Regions from separate parts of the Homo sapiens genome. Here region 2 is linked to region 1. A link is a loop called in an ENCODE intact Hi-C map of the cell type or tissue named here. Cell type or tissue: endothelial cell of umbilical vein. All regions are shown on one strand. Each heading gives the region's core, and the rest is flanking DNA. Links, peaks and the distances in the headings are about the cores only.

Evidence for each region. A loop is a pair of places that touch in the nucleus more often than their neighbours do. Peaks named below come from ENCODE experiments on the same cell type or tissue, not always from the same donor. Only the 100,000 strongest peaks of a DNase experiment are listed, where the experiment ranks them.
Region 2: it touches region 1 in a loop (4-fold over the local background); 4 of 110 quality-filtered maps call a loop at or near these places.

The regions. Positions count from the first base shown.
Region 1 is chr4:138,908,493-138,914,502 of GRCh38, reverse strand. All of the region lies in intron 2 of LOC105377448 (a long non-coding RNA gene), which reads left to right. Among named protein-coding and RNA genes, the nearest start is that of NOCT, 100 kb to the left of the region's middle. RefSeq lists an enhancer at 3,163-3,744. In endothelial cell of umbilical vein, for the core only: no CTCF peak of the experiment used is centred there; a DNase peak (open chromatin) is centred at 3,392; H3K27ac peaks cover 1,785 bases.
Region 2 is chr4:138,175,679-138,181,688 of GRCh38, reverse strand. SLC7A11 (solute carrier family 7 member 11) reads left to right here. Exons shown (of 12, transcript NM_014331.4): 10 at 899-1,048; 11 at 2,295-2,472. It overlaps SLC7A11-AS1 (SLC7A11 antisense RNA 1), which reads right to left. Exons shown (of 7, transcript NR_038380.1): 7 at 3,512-6,010. Among named protein-coding and RNA genes, the nearest start is that of LINC00616, 48 kb to the right of the region's middle. In endothelial cell of umbilical vein, for the core only: no CTCF peak of the experiment used is centred there; a DNase peak (open chromatin) is centred at 2,888; H3K27ac peaks cover 1,638 bases.

The sequences.
Region 1 (6,010 bases), core at 1,990-4,489:
AAAAAAACATGTGTTTGCAATTTAAATAGGTATTGCCAATGGCCTAAGCTGAAGCCTTGATTGTATCTTTGTGAGACCCTAAACAGAAAGGTATTAGCAATACCTATTTAAATTGCAAACACACGTATCATTATTTATTTATTTATTTATTTTGAGATGGGGTCTTGCTTTGTCACCCAGGCTGGAGTGCATTGGCAGGATCATGGCTCACTGCAGCTTCAACCTCTCGGGCTCAAGCAATCCTTCTGCCTCAGCCTCCCAAGTACCTGGGACTAAAGGTGCATGCCACCACTCCTGGCTAGTTTTTTGTTTTTGTAGAGATAGGGTCTCACCATGTTGCCCAGGCTGGTCTCAAATTCTTGGGCTCACACAGTTTGCCTTCCTTGGCCCCTGAAAGTGCTGGGATTACAGGTGTGAACCACCCCACCTGGCCACAAACACATATATCTTTTGATCTAGCAATCCACTTTTAGAATTTTACCATACAGATATATACTGGCACACATGTAAAATGGTATATGTTCAAAGTTATTCATTGTACCATTATTTTTAGTGGAAAAGATTAGAAGCAATCCAATTATCCATTAATATGGAACTGCTTAAATAAATTACAGTGGAATGCTAAACTATACTCTTGCAATACAAAAAAATGGCCTGGCGTGGTGGCGGGTGCCTGTAGTCCCAGCTACTCGGGAAGCTGAGGCAGGATAATCGCTTGAACCTGGGAGGTGGAGGTTTCCGTGAGCCGAGATTGCACCACTGCACTCCAGCCTGGGTGACAGAGTGAGACTTCGTCTCAAAAAGGAAAAAAAAAACAAAGGAAGGTCTCTATGCATTGGTATGGAAAGACTGACAAGTCTTTGGTTAAATGGCAAATGGAAAAAGAAAAGCCCAAGGTGCCGAACAGTATGTAGAGTGCATTACCTTTTGTGAAAAACAAGAAGGAAAAATATGTATGTTCACATGTGCGTGTATTTGCATAAAGGAACTCTGAAGGATACCTTACAAATCCAATAAAGAGTATAGAGAGCTGGTGGAGGACAGGATGGGAATAAGATGTTTCACTCTGAACCTCTGCAGACTGTTTGATTTTTTTGAAACCTGTAAATGTTTTACCTATTCAAAAAATTTTTAAAAAATTCTGAACCTTTCAAATGCGTTTCCCTCTTGCCTGTCTGGGAAGTGGTGGATGAAACACTGTAGGCTCCTTTATCATTTATGTAGCGCTTGTGCTGTCTCTTGCCTTAGGCTGGAGGGGACAGCTTGCTGTAATGGTAAAGAGTGTGCCTGGAATTTGGAGTCAGTCAAACCTGGATTCCAATTTCAGCTCCATCACTTGCTAGCTGTGTGACCCAGGGCGAGCTATGTCACCTCTCTGAACTCTGTCCATTTACAGGAGTGAAGAAAAAATCAGATGTTAGTAACATGCTTAGCACAGTGCATGGCAGTTACTAAGTACTCTTTAAATGATGGTTAATATCAAAGTACAAGGACCTAGATGTCAGGGGCTTTCTGCTTTGTTTTGATGTGTTTTTTTTTTTTTTTTCTCCCACCAGCTCAGTCTTGGGAGTGCTTTGTGTAAAGTCAAACAGAGGGCTGCCATGAACATGAGATGATGTGGATGGTGACATATTTATTTCCTGAGAGATTGCAGGGAGATAAGTTTTTAGAGTTCTTGCTTTTAACCCATAACTAGGAAGAGTAAGTTCTTACCTAGTCCTGGAAAACAAGGGCAGAAACTGTTGCCTGGTTTCCACCTCAAGGCTTGACCTACCTTGGTTTCCAGCACGGTCAGGTAGCAGCAGGACAGCGACCATGAAACCAAGGGCCCCTGGAGGCTGGGCTCCCTGCCAGGACTCAGGAGGAGTGGGCCAGAGGCTGAGCAGCCTGAGTCTCCGGTGCTTTCCACCACACTACAGATGCTTCTTTCCATTCTGCTGCTGGAGCCCTGAGAGGATCGTTAATTCAACAAATAATTATGAGTACTTACAATGTTCCCGGCAACTGGCTATGATTCTAGAGAAACAAAGACCAGTGAAATCTGGTTTTAAAATCATAGCTAAGACCGGTTCTTAGTACACTTGCCCTTTGTTTACTGTGCAGGTTTAAAGATGTGAGTTTCCTTAACTCCTTCCATTGTAGATTTATTCTCCTACCCTTTTCAATTTTGTCATTTAGGTCTAGCTGAGACCATAATATTTTTTGGCTTATCTAAAAGAAAGACATTTAGTCCCGTTAACCTGAAAGTCCAAAGGCACTGATATTCAGCCAGTGAAGACTTTGGTTACACAGGGTGCATTTAGCTTAATCCATAAAAGAGAAGTAATATTATAGCAGCCACATCCCAGAACAGGGAGGGTGGAGGTGGCCAGTGTATTTGCATTAAACCCTCTGTGTTTACACAGGGTTGGGAACAAGAAATATCTAGACTAGTGGATGAGTTCGTGACGTTTTGGCAAACATAAAACTTAATGTTACCTCCCATTTTTCCCATGTATCAGCTTGAGACGATGATGATAGAGGATGGCATAAAAATAATGAAGAATCTTTAGAGGATTTATTTCTTTAACACTGAAAACACCATTGAGGTGCTTTGATATTGTAATATCAAGAAATTGCTAGGCTTCCTTATTGGCTGAGAACTCGGCTTCCTATTCTGAGACAACTAATTCAGTTTCTATCCAATAGATGAAAACTGAAATTAAAGTGAATTAGACCTATTACATACTACGTGATTAATACATAAGGCTGGGACCAGGTCTTCTTTTGTCTTAGTAGGGAGTAGTAGCTGTATGCCCAGCAAATAATGGATCTGAACAATGTATCACCCCCCATTTCAAACCCTCTCTAGCGGTCTCCAGTGCAAGGGGTGGAGGTGTTGGCTCCCTGCAGGTATAAACACACAGGCATGGGGCATAACGTTCCAAATCAGTGACCAGCATGTCAGAGACCCTTCTGTATCCGTGCAGCACTGAGGTGGAAGAGGAGCCAGGGCTTCAGTGAGTTCTGGGCAGCTGAGAATAACAGCACCTCACTCCCACCCCTCACTTGGCCTGTGCAGGGGCTCTCTCCACATTTTATCGGCGTTCTGAATGCACTGCATGTGTTTCCAATGCTCTGGGAAATGGAGTAGAGACCCAGAGCTCTAGCCTTGGAGGGATGGCTGAGTTTAGCCAGGTGCTGTGCTTGAAGGCGCTGTTAGTTTCCAGCCACCTCCTGAAATGTGTCCGTCCTCACCTCCGCCGCTGACTCACAAAGGGCAGAGCCTGCCATGAGATCCCAGGCTCAGTACTTGGGTTGTTCGTGTCATTTCCTGCAATGTTTATCCGTCCTCTCCGTGTACTTTGCCAGCTAGAACAAAACAGTGCTGCTATGGAAACTGCAAACACCAGGCAATCCTGGCCCCGCCACTTGGCAGCCCAGCCGGGAGAGAGATAATGGCTTTTGTTGTTATCTATCGGATGCTGATGCTCAGTCGGTTGTACCCTTAGGCCCTAACTAGGGACACGCTGACACTGCACCTTAAGCTCTCTTTTGTAAACTTCCTCTGCCTGTGATGCAGGCCTGAGATAACCAGTCCAGCTAGGGCGCCGGCTCATTATCCTGATGACAACCTGGGGCTTTATACTTTCCTGACAGCTTCTGTAGGTTCTTCACTCCTAGGTGACCCAGAACACTCAAAAAAGCCTGCTGAACTCTCCAACTTGCAGAGCCCAACTGATTGGCAAATCTTACAACCTGTTTTCCTTTCTTTTTTCCCCCCAGTGCTAATAAATACATTATCCCAGAGACAGCTGTGACTCATGCATTAAACCCAGACTGCAGCAGAGTGGTGGTAAGACTCACCCCGGCAGGTGCAGCCCACGGCACCCAGAATAGTGGCTATTTTTTTTTTTTTTGGGATGAATACAAATTACAGCCCTCTAAAAACACATTTAATACAAAACTCCAAAAGGTTATTAAAACCTCTCTGTTGGCTGCAACATTTAATAATAGGTCAATTTACTCTATCAAACATCAACAATAATAATGCTGGGAGAAGAGGAGCCTCGGAGACTGAATAATTGGATGCGGCAGCCTTTCAACCCTGGGTTGCCAGGTTAAATCAAACACAACCTGGCAGGAGTAGGTGTGGACAAACACAGCTGTGTTTAGAATGCGCTGATGTCTTGGTCTATTTTTCCAACATTTGTGCTTTGAAAAGAGCTTTCTGCTTGAAATGCAGCCTCTCTTGTGCTTTGGAGCTCACATGTGTGGTAGAAGAAAGTTATTCCATCTCAGTTTCTGAGATATCTCAGGCACTGACTTTCTTGTTCTCTTAAAGTAGTTTTTTTTTTTCTTAGTAACACCCATTTTCTCTGGTTTCAAACTGCTCTTTTCTGGAGGAGATAATCGCCAAAAAATCTTTTGACCCATTTGCTTGCAAATGGTAAGAAATGTTTGATATTCTTAAAGCTCTTGGCACATAAAGTAGGGTGATTTTCAAATTCTGTTTGATCCTTCTAAAAGCTAGCTAGCCTTGTTCTCAGAAAAATTGTGCAGGCACAAAAATACAGTTCTAATTTCTGACTATTATTTCACACTTGTAGGCTGTTGCTCACAGGAGTGTATGGATGAGAGAGAGAGGTGTGAGGCCATCATCATTAATGGTGCTCCCTTGCCTCAGAGAGGCAGCAGCAAGGGCAGTGCTGGTTAAGAATTTAATGGAGTCCTTGCATATGGTAATCAGAAGCTGGAGGTTGCCTGGGTGTAGCTAAGGGAGCCACAGTCAAAACGTAAGATGTATATGACTTATCAATGGGTTGGATTCTTATTTCCGGTGGCCAAGGGGGCGCAATTTGAATTTGCAGATAGGGGAGGATTGGTGATGAAGAAAAAGGACCACCCTGCATAATTACGTATTCACTTTCCTGTGAGAGAGGCAGTCTTGCAATCTACAGGGCAGGAGTTAAATAAATTATACACGGTTGGGGAAGATGATGCAAAATGGTAGGCCCACATAACATGGGCACGCCTACCAGGCAGCTCAGTTGTGTTTGGCATGTAAAGCTTTAAAAAAATTTTTATTTGAAGTACGTAGTTGCCACATTGTAAAACTTTGGAGAGTTTCTATAGATACTTAGATATTAATTTTTTTAAAAGGATTGCAAGATCTGGCCACACTGACCTGCAGCTTGCATGGTAACAGCTGGGGACACGGGGAAAGAGCTGCTTCCTTCAGACAAGGCATGGCTCAGCAAGTTTTCCATAGCTTTGTGCACAGTCTGTTTCAATACTGGCATTTTCTGTATGGCCGCTTCAGATGTTCATGTTTGTGACTCCTGGTCTGAGACTATTAGCTCTTTGGGTGTGTGTGTGTGTGTGTGTGTGTGTGTGTGTGTGTGTGTGTGTGATTTACCTGTGGGTAGCATTATGTGTGGGAGCTTTATGTGTGAACATATCCATAAAAGTGAGAAAAAAATAGAGAGTTTGGATATAGAATGCCAATGTTTTTCTCTATCTTGCTAGAGCTTAAAGTGCCGAAGTCACCACTCATTATTATGCCAAAGTCTCACTGTTCTCTTTGGGGCATTATTTAAGATGAATAATTCAGATTTAGTAAAATGTATAGCTAGAAGGAAGAATATAGATTTTGGAGTAAGCCTAACACCTGAGGGCAGGGTTTCTTGAAGGGTTAATGAAGACCCTTAGTCTGAGGTGATATTTGTCTGGGTAATTAAGGCTATGGTGTGGTCACAGATAGCCCTGGGACCTCAGGGGTGAAGCACTGTGAGGGTTTCCTCCTTGCTCACAATACAAACTCTGATGTAGAGTGGGCAGCACCTCTCCATCTTGTAGCAGTGCCTCCTAGAACATGTCACCTTCAAGGAACTGTGGTCAGAAAAGAGAGGGAGTGGACGCTGTCCTGCAGGGGATTTATGACCAGGCCTGGAAGTGGCAAACATCACTTCCAGTCATATCCCATTGCCCAGAACCCCATTGCATGGCCCTCACAATGCCTGCATGGAAG
Region 2 (6,010 bases), core at 1,685-4,184, 730 kb after region 1:
CCATTGGCAATGTTATATTCATTTTTACTGATGATTTTGTAACATTTCTCTCAACTGGAGTCTGTTGTCAGGAGCACCACAGAATGCACTGAACATTTTTTTTTCATGCATTTAATTTGTTTCAGAACGTTTCCTTGAAATTTCTTTTTAAAGTATGTGTACTCTCTGTGCAGAATCTGGATGTTAACGTCACTTGTGGGAACAGAATGTATTATTCCGTGAAGAGGGCTTTCATTTTAAGCCTCTGCTATCAGTCATGCTGTCCTTGGCATGTGCAGCTGCAGAGACTTGCTAAGCTGATCTCTGCGCTTCATTCTTCTCCGTGGTCTTGAGGGTCACACACGGCAAGCACACCAGGAGAGTAAATGTGGAGGAAAAAAGGTCAATGTTTTGCAATCAAGAGCCAACAGAATCACCTATGAGTGTCTGTGTTTCCTGGGTGTGGATAGCCAAGAGCTCACCGGAGAGCATTTGCAGAGCTTTCTGTAAATCTTCCAATTGGGCCTCTTTTACTGTTCATTATCGGTTATTTACTAATCATCTCAATCTTTGAGTCTTTCAATTTTGAGTCATTGAGTAACCTTTCTTTTACTCTTTGAAGACATACTATCTTCTCTCAAATGCAAAAGGAACTAAAAACACAACACAACATTCATATAGAATTCCACTTGAATAAAGTATAATGGCCATATCACTCTCATACTGTTACTGGTGTGTAAATGGATTATGACAACAGAATATAGAAAAGAGATTAGTCAAATCCAAGTTTTAACTATGATGATAATTTATCGGTATAAATAATTATTTGAAAAAGGTCGTAATGCATAGTGAGGTTTTTGTTGTTAATCATCTGTGTTTTCACTGAATTCACCAAGCTTGCTTCCCTTTCCCCCCTCAGCACCCTTTGACAATGATAATGCTCTTCTCTGGAGACCTCGACAGTCTTTTGAATTTCCTCAGTTTTGCCAGGTGGCTTTTTATTGGGCTGGCAGTTGCTGGGCTGATTTATCTTCGATACAAATGCCCAGATATGCATCGTCCTTTCAAGGTAACCTCAGCAATCTTGATGGGTTTACATAAATCTCTCTCCTAATACCTAGTCCTCCCTTTGTCATAACTTGCTGATGGGGAGGTTGGGCTGGGGGCAGCATCTGTGGAATAAAAATGTTTAACTCTTGCAGGCAGTGCTTTCCTGTTGGATTTATTTTAAGTTGGAAAAAAAACAGTGGATCCAATTTTTTATGTGATGGGCTTGAACTTTGTATGTCAAATTTTTGAAAAATGACTGTATGAATGAATGTTTGGTATGTTGATTTTTCATGAATGTGTTCAATGACCTGATATACTCAAAGTATGGGCTACTTCTGTCTGTCTTTATGCTAGAGTTGTGGACAGCCATGGTGAGGAGGAGTAAGGGAGATACTTTGTTAATGCCAATTCCAAAAAGGAATTTGCCTTTACAAAATAGGCATTTTAAGTACTTAAATGTTGTGACTTGTTACATTGCTCTTTCTCTATATTATACACTCCAAAAAGAATAGAAATGTAAAATATACAGGGAAAGAGAAGATCTACAAATTTACCACTTGATACCCATTTACCATAAGTAAGCATCTCCCTTTTGGAGGACTGGAGAAAAAGCTTGTCATCTTCTTCAGACTTGACTCATGGATTGATTTGACCTCACGATTTATTTGTTTTTAAGAAATGGCATAGATAAGGTTGTCAGTCATGTTGTCAGGATTTGTTTCTAGTAATATTCATTGCCTAATGCTGGTGGCATCTTTATTAGCGGTTGAATAGGAGTTGGCTTGTTTTATTCCTGTCAGTTATTATTGTGGATCTCAACAGAAAAATCAATATGCACTGAAAGACTTTAACATGTAACAAGCAGCCGGTGCTCTTGACTCCACATTAAAGTGGGTTCTAATCATAATTATCAAAGAGCCAGTCTTTTAAAATCAAAACCATAAATCATCATGGCATTTAACTAGTAAAATAATTCCAACAGAACATCTCTAATAAAGTATCCATTTTTGTCCTTAGAGTTTGTTCTAGCCAAAGATTTAAAAACAATTTAAATTAAGTTGAATTACATTTAAGGGAGTACGTTTAATACATTATCTGTGCACCATGAAAGAGATTTTGCTACTAAGGCACGTTGGTGCCTGTTACCTGGTCGCATGACTACAGCATATCACTAAAGTATATGTCATGACTGACACGCTCATCTCAAACCCAGCTTCTGTTGCTTGAACATGTTTGAAGTGACTTTTTTGTGTTCTGTGTTCCAGGTGCCACTGTTCATCCCAGCTTTGTTTTCCTTCACATGCCTCTTCATGGTTGCCCTTTCCCTCTATTCGGACCCATTTAGTACAGGGATTGGCTTCGTCATCACTCTGACTGGAGTCCCTGCGTATTATCTCTTTATTATATGGGACAAGAAACCCAGGTGGTTTAGAATAATGTCGGGTAAGAATTTTAAATACTTTCAGGACATTGTGCAACACCATGTAGAAAACCCATAAAGGTGTGCATACATAATATACTTAACATTTAAAAATGTAAGTGGCACAATTGATTTGAGAACATTATGGCATTTTAATTGGAACTGCTTTTTGGCAGGAAGGACATTTAGGGTACAGCCGTTGAATCCTTTTGGATATTAGTTTGGGCTGCTGTAATCACTTCTTAGGAGAAACAGCTTTGTTTTAGATGAAATTTTATCAGTAGTTCTCTAATCGACCTAATCTCTCTTTGAATCCTTTACTAACCTAATTATTTTCCTTCTAGTTTGAATGCAGTTTAGTGATTTTATATCATAATATGTAACTTGATGAGTGACACGAGATTTGTTGGGGAGTTAGGCAGTGGCCTGCAAATGCCTTAAACATTATGACTGTACGCTACCTTAAAAGGAAGGGTGACTCATGAAGGATTATAATAACAAGAACAATGGAGAGAACAATAGCAGCTTCCACATGTGAGTGCACATGTATGACTTCATTTAATTTTTTTTAAATTTTACTTTAAGTTCTGGAATAAACGTGCAGAACGTGCAGGTTTGTTACATAGGTATACATGTGCTATGGTGGGAATGTAAATTAGTTCAACCATTGTGGAAAAACAGTGTGGCAATTCTTCAAGAACCTAGAACCAGAAATATCATTTGACCCAGTAATCCCATTACTGGGTATATACCCAAAGGTTTATAAATCATTCTACTATAAAGACACATGCACACGTATGTTTATTGCAGCACTATTTACAATAGCAAAAACTTAGAACCAACCCAAATGCCCATCAATGATAGAATGGATAAGGAAAATGTGGCACATAAATATGATAGAATACTATGCAGCCATAAAAAAGAATGAGTTAATATCCTTTGCAGGGACATAGATGAAGCTGGAAGCCATTATTCTCAGCAAACTAACACAGGAACAGAAAAGCAAACAGCACATGTCCTCACTCATGAGTGGGAGTAGAACAATGAGGACACATGGACACAGGGAGAGGAACAAGACTTTATTTAATTCATATAATATCCTACTGAGGTAGGAAAATTATTATCCCCAGTTAATAGGCTTTGAATTATAGCATGAGAGAATTCAGGTCACTTGTTCCAAGTCATACAGATATAAAGTAGAATAGCTGAAAGTCAAACTCAGGCAGTTTTATATTTTAGGAGAATCACCCTGGGGGTTATGAGGATGGATTAAGATAGGTTGGGGCTGAAGACAGAATATTGACTTTGGTGGTTACTGCAGCAATCCTGATGAGAATTGAGGGGGATTCTGAAGACAGGCAGTATCAGCAGGGTCTGAGAGAAAGTGAAACATACTAAAAGGAAAAATCAGCAAGACTTGGTGACCAGTTAAACTGGGGGAGGAGAAAACATAGTAGATGACTAGGTAGGAAGGGTGCTTATGAATAGCCTGTGTTGAAAGCATATCTCTCTGTCAGAGGCTCTCCTGAGTCCTCTCCCCTACATGATCATCTCAAGCAATCCTCAACAAGGTTGATGTGTGAGGTGCTATTATTCCCAAGTCCAGATGAGAACACCAGAGCTCAGGAAAATGGAGAATTTATTTTTGAGTGTATGTATTTTAAACCATAGAACTAGGAATTGAACCCACATCTGCTGGACTTCTAAGTTCATGCTCTTTCTAGACTGGATCCCTTGTGGAAGTGGGGGGGGCGGAGAGAGAGAGAGAGAGAGGGAAAGAGAGAGACAGAGAGAGAGAGGGAGAGAGAGAGACAGAGAGAGAGAGAGAGATAGGTAGGTAACAAATATAGCCAGAAGGGCAGATCTATTCTCGCTGGTGAATGTGGTGAGTTTAGAACATAGCTTTCATACTTTTTCTTTGTTTTAATTTACTTACTTTACCATAATTAATTTTTTAAATTCCAGTTAAAAGTTTGGGGAGATTTCTGGTTAAATTATTAATAAATAATGCCAGTGTTACTAAAAAAACAAACAACCAAAAACCTTGATATGCATATTGAATCTCTAGTGTGCTGTGCAGACTCATTGAGAAGTCAGTCCTTTAAAGCAGAGTTTTATTAATACCTTTTATTAGCATTCAATTGGAATTTTGCATCTTTAGATCTTATACTAATATTTATATCTGGATTTTGTTTCCCCAAAGAAATGTTACTATACAAATGAGGTGCTTTATGGCTGACACAGGCACACTGATTGCCTTAACTGAGTATTTAATCTCTATTTCTTCTCAGATCACACTAGCTTTCTGTGGAATATTTTTAAGTTTTCTGTGTTCTAGACACTAAATATAGAGCCTGTTCTGAGGGAAAAGGGATCTTATTAAATACCATTTACCATTAGGGTTGCTTTATTCATTGCTAACATTTAGGATAGATTAGCACTCATCGCTGTGAAATCTGTCTGTCTCCCATACTAACCAAGACAGTTAAAACCCCTGAGCAGCACAGAAAATTAAGAGAATTGAGGAAGAAAGAGCTGGTGGTCCTAGAGTTAGACTAGAAGAAAGGGAGCATGATGAAAGAGCAAAGCCATTGTTCGATCCCACTTTAGCAGGCATTTTGTTCCTCCTGTTTGGAGTCAGCCAACTCTAATAGTTCTTTCCTCTTGCTAACAAGCACGTGTGTACTTTGTATTATTTCTTTGTCAGTTCATCTCAACAAGCGGTTTTCATGCTTGATCCTTCATTGATGTCTTTTGGTGTTCATGTAATTTTAAAGTTTGTTGCTATTTTTCTATCTCTAATGATGTTTTGAACATTTCCAAGGCCTCCAAATTTAGTGTTAGCCATTTGTGAAACTAGCAGCAATGGAGTAGTCCCATAATGGTTATTTGGTTCTCAAAAATGCCATTAAGTCTTACCAGGGAGCATGGCAATTCTGCTTTTAAACTGCGATCATTGTAACTCTTTATCTTTATAGCTGCCTTGAAAGTGAGTAGCAAAAAGCAACAGTCCTCCGTAATTTTGTTTGATTTTTCTCTGAGGCAGCATTCTTGTAGTAAAATAAAGAAAATTCATAATATTTATTGCTGCAATAGGAAGTATTTTCTTAGCCTTTGGCCAAAACAAAACACTCACACACAGACGCACAAACAACAAAATCCTGAAGCAGCGCCCTGTCCCTTCTCCCAACTACTCTATGATCATTTTGTTAGAGAGAAACTCAATGTGAACTTAGAGACCAAGAGCCTTTGCTTGGAGCAGTTTGTTCAATGATTTAATATCATGTTCTTTCATTAGGTAAAATTCCAAAACCTTTATATTATCATTTATTTTTACCCTGATAATGCATGAGTAGATCAGCCCTGTGAAAATGATAGTCTATCAAAATGCATTTTACCTAGGTTGTTTCCATGAAAAATGAGAGGTAACCAAATAGCACTCGGAAAATGGTGAAAGGCTGCTGAGAACTGACAGCCAGGGAATGTTCAGAATCCAAGGAGCTGAGATTTTCAGAGATTTGATAAATCTCTCCAGCCACAGGATGCCAGTATTGAACCACT